Linked DNA regions of Homo sapiens: region 2 is linked to region 1. A link is a contact called in ENCODE Hi-C or POLR2A ChIA-PET data. All regions are on one chromosome and are shown on one strand. Each heading gives the region's core, a stretch centred on a gene start or an enhancer-like site at or near the end of the contact. The rest is flanking DNA. Distances are from core to core; before and after follow the strand shown.

Region 1 (3,242 bases), core at 743-3,242:
GTGATTCAATGTTAGCAAATCTCTTCAAATCTGAACTTTCATTAAAATTACATAACATTTGATGAAATCAAATGATGGCAGCAAGTGCAGCTAAAATAAATAGTTGGATTAATGAACAACTGACTCAGGTTGCACTGACGACAGGGCTGCAAGTGTTTGGAGTATAATGGGCAGCAGAAACACAGAGTGTCTATTATCCATGCATCTCCATCCAGGCAAGGTCAACTCAGAGAACGTCTATTAAATATCCACCAGGATATTCACTGCATCACTGTTCCTAAGAGTAAAGGACATGAAACAATCAAAATGCCCCTCAACAGGGAACTGATTAGATAACTCACAGTACCTTCATTTGATGGAATAGTACCCAGGGTGTTTTTTGTTGTTGTTTTTTGTTTGTTTATTTGTTTTTGTTTTTTTTTTTGAGACCAAGTCTCACTCTGTAGCCCAGGCTGGGGTGCAGTGCCGCGATCTCAGCTCACTGCAGCCTCCACCTCCCAGGTTCAAGCGATTCTCCTGTCTCAGCCTCCTGAGGAGCTGGGATTACAGGCAAGCGCCACCACAACCAGCTAATTTTGTATTTTTAGTAGAGACGAGGTTTCACCATGTTGGCCAGGCTGGTCTCAAGCTCCTGACCTCAAGTGAACCACCTGCCTCGGCCTCCCGAAGTGCTGGGATTACAGGTATGAGCCACTGTGCCCAGCCTGTTGTTGTTGTTGTTTGCTTTTGTTTTTAAATAAAGCAACATATATGGATGTGCTAAGATGGAACTCCTCTGTCCAAGATGTGGTGAAATCAGGCTATGGAACAGACTAATATATCTACACTTACATGCTTAGGGAGACAGAAAGCACCTCTGGAAAAATACAGAAAACAACCTGGTTACAAGTGGTCACCTCTGAGGAAATAAAATAAGTAACCAGAAGACAGAGGTGAGAGAAAGACTTTTCACCACAGATCCCTTTGTACCTTTTGAGTGATGGGCTGTGGGCAATTTTCTCTTTCAAATCAGAGCCAGGCTCTTCACCCAGACTCCATAAAGATGCCCAACGGTGAGAACGAAGTCGGAAGAAAAGAGGGGTTGCTGAGAGCTGGTGAGTTACTAAGGAAAAGGGAACCCTGGGATCTGCCCTCACCATCTGGGCAAGGCTCCAAGGGAAGTGGGGATCTGTGAAATCCCCAGATGGATTTGGGAATCTAAGAGCAGGGGCCCTCTAGACCCCTTTCCTGAGTGCTGTTCAGGGGGGTGGCAAGCTCCAGAGAAGTGCCAGCAGAGGGGTAACCAGGCAGAGAGGACCTGGGTAGCCTCAGGTTTCTCATGGCTCAGAGTGGGGCTGGAATCGTGGAGTGATTCTGGGAGCCTCAGAGCCACATTGAAATAGAGAAACAGGAGGCAGGCCCATCGAATTGCCACTATCAGCAGCAAAAAAACCCAGCTCTTGCCCCTGTTCTTCCCCCATGAAGCAGAACGGCCTTGAAAGCTGCTTGTAGCATTGCATTGCACAGAGCATGGGCAGAACAAACTCAGCCACCCCAGGATGGGCACAGAAGTAGCCATGAGACCTGAAGGGGCTTGGTCAAACCCGGCCCACAGTCTGTTTTTGTAAATAAAGCTTTATTGGAACTCAGACATTTAAAAAAAAAAAAAAAGAAAGAAAAGAAAAAGAAAATTCAAGAAATAAGATTCCTTTCCCTTGGGTGTTGTGGGATACATGTAAAGCCCAGGCACACTGAATCCACAGGCTTCCCAGGAGTTCGAGTTTTATTCAGCAAAGCAGCTGTTCTCAAAGTGGGGTCCCCAAGGCCAGCAGCATCAGCAACACCCAGGAACTTGTTAGCAAGGCAAGTTATCAGGCCCCATTCCAGGCCTCTGGTGGGCCCAGCAACCCGTGTTTCCGCAAGACCTCCAGGGGATTCTCATGCACTCTCAAATGTGAGAATCACCGCAGTGAAGCAACGCCTTTTACAGGGGCTGAGAAAGGTGAAGTCTCACCGCATCTGGTTACCATTCCTGTGTGCCACAAAGTATTTTATCAGGCTCTGAGTCATCTGACATTTCCTTCTGGAAGCAGAATGTTAAATGAATAAGGAGGAAGGCCATTTGTTTATCTGAAACATAACAATATCCCAAATCTATTTCATTTACTTCTAAAGCTAATGATTCTGCAATCCAATAACTCTAGAGAATTGCACACAGCAGCAATAACCCTCTTATGGAATCAATTTTCTCTGGTTAGGAACAAAGAATTCTCCCCTCCAAAAATCCAACCTGCATTGATTAGTTCATCAGAGCACACTAGGAGGCCCAGCCGGGCTAGAGGCAGGGCAAACACAGTAAGTTGTCTGGGGCCACACCTCCCTAGGAATGTGCACACTCCACGTGGCTGACGCCACTCCACAAGGCACCAGGTACAAGGCAATGATCTGCTCATGCTTAAGTGGCCTGGGAGGGACATACAGGGGGGAAAGGACAGAAAGAGCTAGCTGAGTGAGGGCCACGCAGACAGCGCCCACAGAAGGAGGAACATGTCACAGAGTCGCTCTCTGAATTTTTGCCCACAACTTTGCTGACGGGACTAGCCAGCTATATCTGACCCTATCAGGTATTACCCACTTGTGACATTCATTTCCATGCAAACCTTCTTTATTTGCATGGGGCCTGCCTTTTTTTTTTTTTTTTTTTTTTTGAGACAGAGTCTCACTCTCTCACCTAGGCTGGAGTGCAGGGGCGCCATCTCGGCTCACTGCAACCTCCACCTCCCAGGTTCAAGCAATTCTCCTGCCTCAGCCTCCCGAGTAGCTGGGACTACAGGCATGCACCACAACACCGAGCTAATTTTGGTATTTTTAGGAGAGACAGGGTTTCGCCATGTTGGCCAGGCTGGTCTCGAACTCCTGACCTCAGGTGATCCACCCACCTCAAACTCCCAAAGTGCTGGGATTACAGGCATGAGCCACCGCATCTGGCCAGGCCTAACTTTTTATTACTGTCTTTTATTTATTAATCTTCCTGCAATCGATGCCCTATCTCCCTGTGATGGGTTGAACTGCATTCCTGCAAAAGATGTTGTCTATAAATGTGACCTTTTTTGCAAACAGGGTCTTTGTAAATGATCGAGGTAAGATAAGGTCATTAGGGCAGGTCCCAATTCAATATGATTTTTTCCTTATAAAAAGGAGAAATTTGGACACAGAGACAGGCACACAAGGAAAATACTACGGGAAGACTGGAGTTATGCTAC
Region 2 (3,238 bases), core at 57-2,556, 84 kb after region 1:
TTTCAGTAATAGAATATCAACATTTAGCTGGGCAAGCTGCTGCATAGCTAAAAGAACATGTGTCGCAGCATTCCTTGCAGCTACCTTAGGTCATATGAATAAGTTGTGGCCAATGAAATGTAAGTGGACCTGCTGTGCAGGACTTTCAGGGAATCTACCTCCCTCCTGCCACTTTGTAGCATGGAAGGCAGATGTGATGACTTGAGCTCCAGCAACTACCTTGGGTCAGAAAGACAAAGGCTGCCCTCTTGGGCAAAGCAGTGAGCCAAAAAGGAGTCTAGATCCCTGCTGACTCCATGAACCTATTTTCCCAGCCATGGTCTCTAGATTTCTTCTACAGAAGAGGGGTCTTTCTTGTTTTTTGTTTTTTCTTTTTTTTGAGAACTGGCAATGAAGACGCTTATACAGTCTTAGTCTCCTTTTCAACCTTGGAAGCAGATCTGCAGCAATAATAGTAACAAGCAGGAGCAATGGGGGTACTATAATGACCATCTTTTATGATGACTGGCGTATTAATACAAATCACATTTTTTTGAGTCCATTCATGCTATGGATGTTTTCTTATGCATAAACATAGAGTAGACACGTACTGAATAGATCACATCTGTTAAGTCTCTTGCCACAAGCATCACAACTTTTCAGAGCTGTCTCTTCTGTGAAAATCCATTTAATGTAGCAAGTTGATTTTCTTTGTGGTTCATCCCCATGCCTGAGACTTGCAGTAATGTAAAACCAGTTTACCATCACTGCCAAAACACTCAGAGAGAGTTCCAACTTCTTGGTCTGGGGAAGGAGCAAAGGACTGATTCACATAAATAAACAACTGTTCTGAGGCCACAAGTTTAAGAAACTTTTTGATGAAGTCAATGAGTCCTTGGATGGTTCATGTTCGCTCTACTGCCCACTTCTTTGTTTTCATAATAGGAGTATCTCCCACAGCCTTTAGCAAAATGTCAATTTTTTTCTTGGTGTCGCCAGCAGGTTCCTCTGTTCCCGGAGAAACTGCAGTGGAAGACGGGGGCTCCAGAGTGGTTGTTTCTGGGGAGACCTCCGTAAGTCCTTCCCCTCCAGTAGCACTTGAGGGAGGAAGCTGCAACATGGACTGCGGCTCCTCCACCATCTTGCTTGGAGAGACTCCGGGGTCTTTCTTGTTTTAGCCACTATGTTTCAGGTCTCAATTATTCTCAGTCAAATCTAATCCTCATAGATATGGATCACCAAAAGCAGAGAAGCAGGAAACATCACCACCAGTACAACTAGCTGTAGGTGTCTGGTTGCCATGGAGACCACCCCAACACATGCAGATTCCAAAGTACAAACTCACTCAAACAAGACAGACCTGATGTAAGTAAGCCTAAGAGACCCCTGGCCTCCTCATTTCCGGTAGAGTCCCCCTCAGTCCATAAGGCAGAACGGTGATGCCAAACCCTTTAACAGCCCCAGGGCAGTTGGCCCCAGACACACAGTTCCTGTTGTAAGCTTGAACAGCTTTGCTTGACTACTTTCACAATCAAAGGACTGCCAAGTCCTCTAGACTCTCCAGCAGGACTGTCTCTCACACTTCCTATCTCCTATGCCTCTGTCCAAAGTCAAAACCTCATTATTACCTTTCACCTAAGTGCAAGAACCTCCATCCTGTTTCTCAACTGCCAGCCTCCCCCTGTGCACACGCATGGCCAGTCCATCTGCTACCAACAGAATGTATTTCTTAAAAGCACAGCTCTGATCCTGTCCCCTTCTCAAAAACGTCTCCAGAAACTTCCCCATCAACCTAGAGAACAGAGCACAACTCCTTTCTAAGGAACTATAGGTTGATCACGTACGGGCCTCAACCTACCTCTCTGGCATCACCTCCCAACCAAACGAATAACTATGTTGCCAACAGCCCTGTATTTTCCACTCTTATGCTTCCAATTTTCTGTTCCCTCTGCCTGTAACGCATTTCCTTCCCCTACCCCGTCTTCCCCACTCCCATCCTTACTTGTCAAAACTCAACCTATCCCTCCCACCCAAGCTCATCCATGAAGAAGTCCTAATTCCCCAACTAGAAGTAACCTCCCTGTCACTGAGTTTCCAGCACCTTTTGTTCATTACGTTCTTAACAACCACATGCTGACCCGCCTCATAATGACAGGCAAATGTGACTTCTCTCCCCAGCCGACCTTGAGCTCCTTGCAGGGAGGGATTATATCTTGCTTCTTTGCCTGCTCTCCCACAATGCCTTACACATAGTAAGTGCTCACTAAATGGTTGAGGGCTTGGCCTGAAGACAATTCTCTCCCTGCTCCCACATTCTGAGCAGCTGTTCTCCAAAGAAAGAAACAAATGGTTATTCTGCAAACAGAACACGTTTGGGCCAACTCTAAAATTACACAGGCCCTTGACAAAGCTTTGATTACTGGCTCTTCTCCCCTTTTATGAGCAAGCCACTGCTAAAAAGCAATAATATGCAATCCAACCGCAGCCTCTCCACAAAGCACTTGTGTTAATAATCTGTGTATGGATTTGGTCTTGACATGCAAGGGCTAAAGGACAAAACTTAACCAATATTAACTTTGATCCTTTGCACTCAGGGTATCTTTCAAAAGAATTGATACTCAGTAAGTGCTTTTTCATGTGGTTGGTACTAAGATGCATAAGAAAAATGATGTCAGCTACTCCCTATTATTTAAATTGCAGCAGAAGACATTTAGATCAGATAAGTTTCTAACAAGCTAGCTAAACACTCAATTAGGTTACAAAAAAAAAGTATAAAGTCTTGCTTCACAAATATCTTTGGGAACAATCTCTACTCCTACCATCTGTCTGGATTCAATGAAGTATTGGCCCGTCTGATGGCAGAGGGCTGCCTGAGATGACTCCCACAAGTCTCTGCCAGCCTGAGATTTTTCAGACATAGTATGTGATCCAACAGGCACTGTGCATCAAGAGAGAATTCAAACTCAAGCTCAAACTTTCCAAGCAGGAAAGATCCTGCCTGCCCTCTTTCTTTTATGAGAGCCAAGGAGCCAGGCCCAGAGGACAGGCCCGAGTTCCCAGCTGCAGGCTGACCAGTATCCCATGACCGACTGGAAAATGAACCTGAAAGTATGACAAATGCCCCCAACCCAGGCTGGTAACAAGATCAGCAGTCTTGAGAACCAACACTAATGTCAAGTATGAGCCTTCCATAGACAGGGCTGCAGCTAGACACCAGAGGTGACAGCCTCCTCCCAGGCTTCCCTCATCCAAGCTCCAG

The links. A loop is a pair of places that touch in the nucleus more often than their neighbours do. ChIA-PET counts read pairs that join two places held with the same protein, here RNA polymerase II (POLR2A). Pooled maps may share reads with other maps.
Region 2: a loop to region 1 is called in a map of Panc1, with 10 times the contacts of the local background. The contact joins two enhancer-like sites. A Hi-C loop is called at or near these places in 4 of 168 maps with a recorded cell type or tissue (DLD1, IMR-90, Panc1 and 1 more) and 1 of 50 pooled maps. POLR2A ChIA-PET finds 5 or more read pairs at or near these places in 2 of 52 experiments (BJ and GM12878).

What each region holds. Positions count from the first base shown.
Region 1 is chr17:72,982,744-72,985,985 of GRCh38, forward strand. The region is part of intron 4 of SLC39A11 (solute carrier family 39 member 11); the gene reads right to left. Among named protein-coding and RNA genes, the nearest start is that of SLC39A11, 110 kb to the right of the region's middle. Within about 2 kb of position 1,993, at least 4 of the 41 ENCODE cell types and tissues checked have a DNase peak (open chromatin) inside an H3K27ac peak, as active enhancers do.
Region 2 is chr17:73,067,170-73,070,407 of GRCh38, forward strand. All of the region lies in intron 3 of SLC39A11 (solute carrier family 39 member 11), which reads right to left. It also overlaps the pseudogene ATG12P1. Among named protein-coding and RNA genes, the nearest start is that of SLC39A11, 24 kb to the right of the region's middle. RefSeq lists an enhancer at 1,201-1,495. Within about 2 kb of position 1,307, at least 4 of the 41 ENCODE cell types and tissues checked have a DNase peak (open chromatin) inside an H3K27ac peak, as active enhancers do.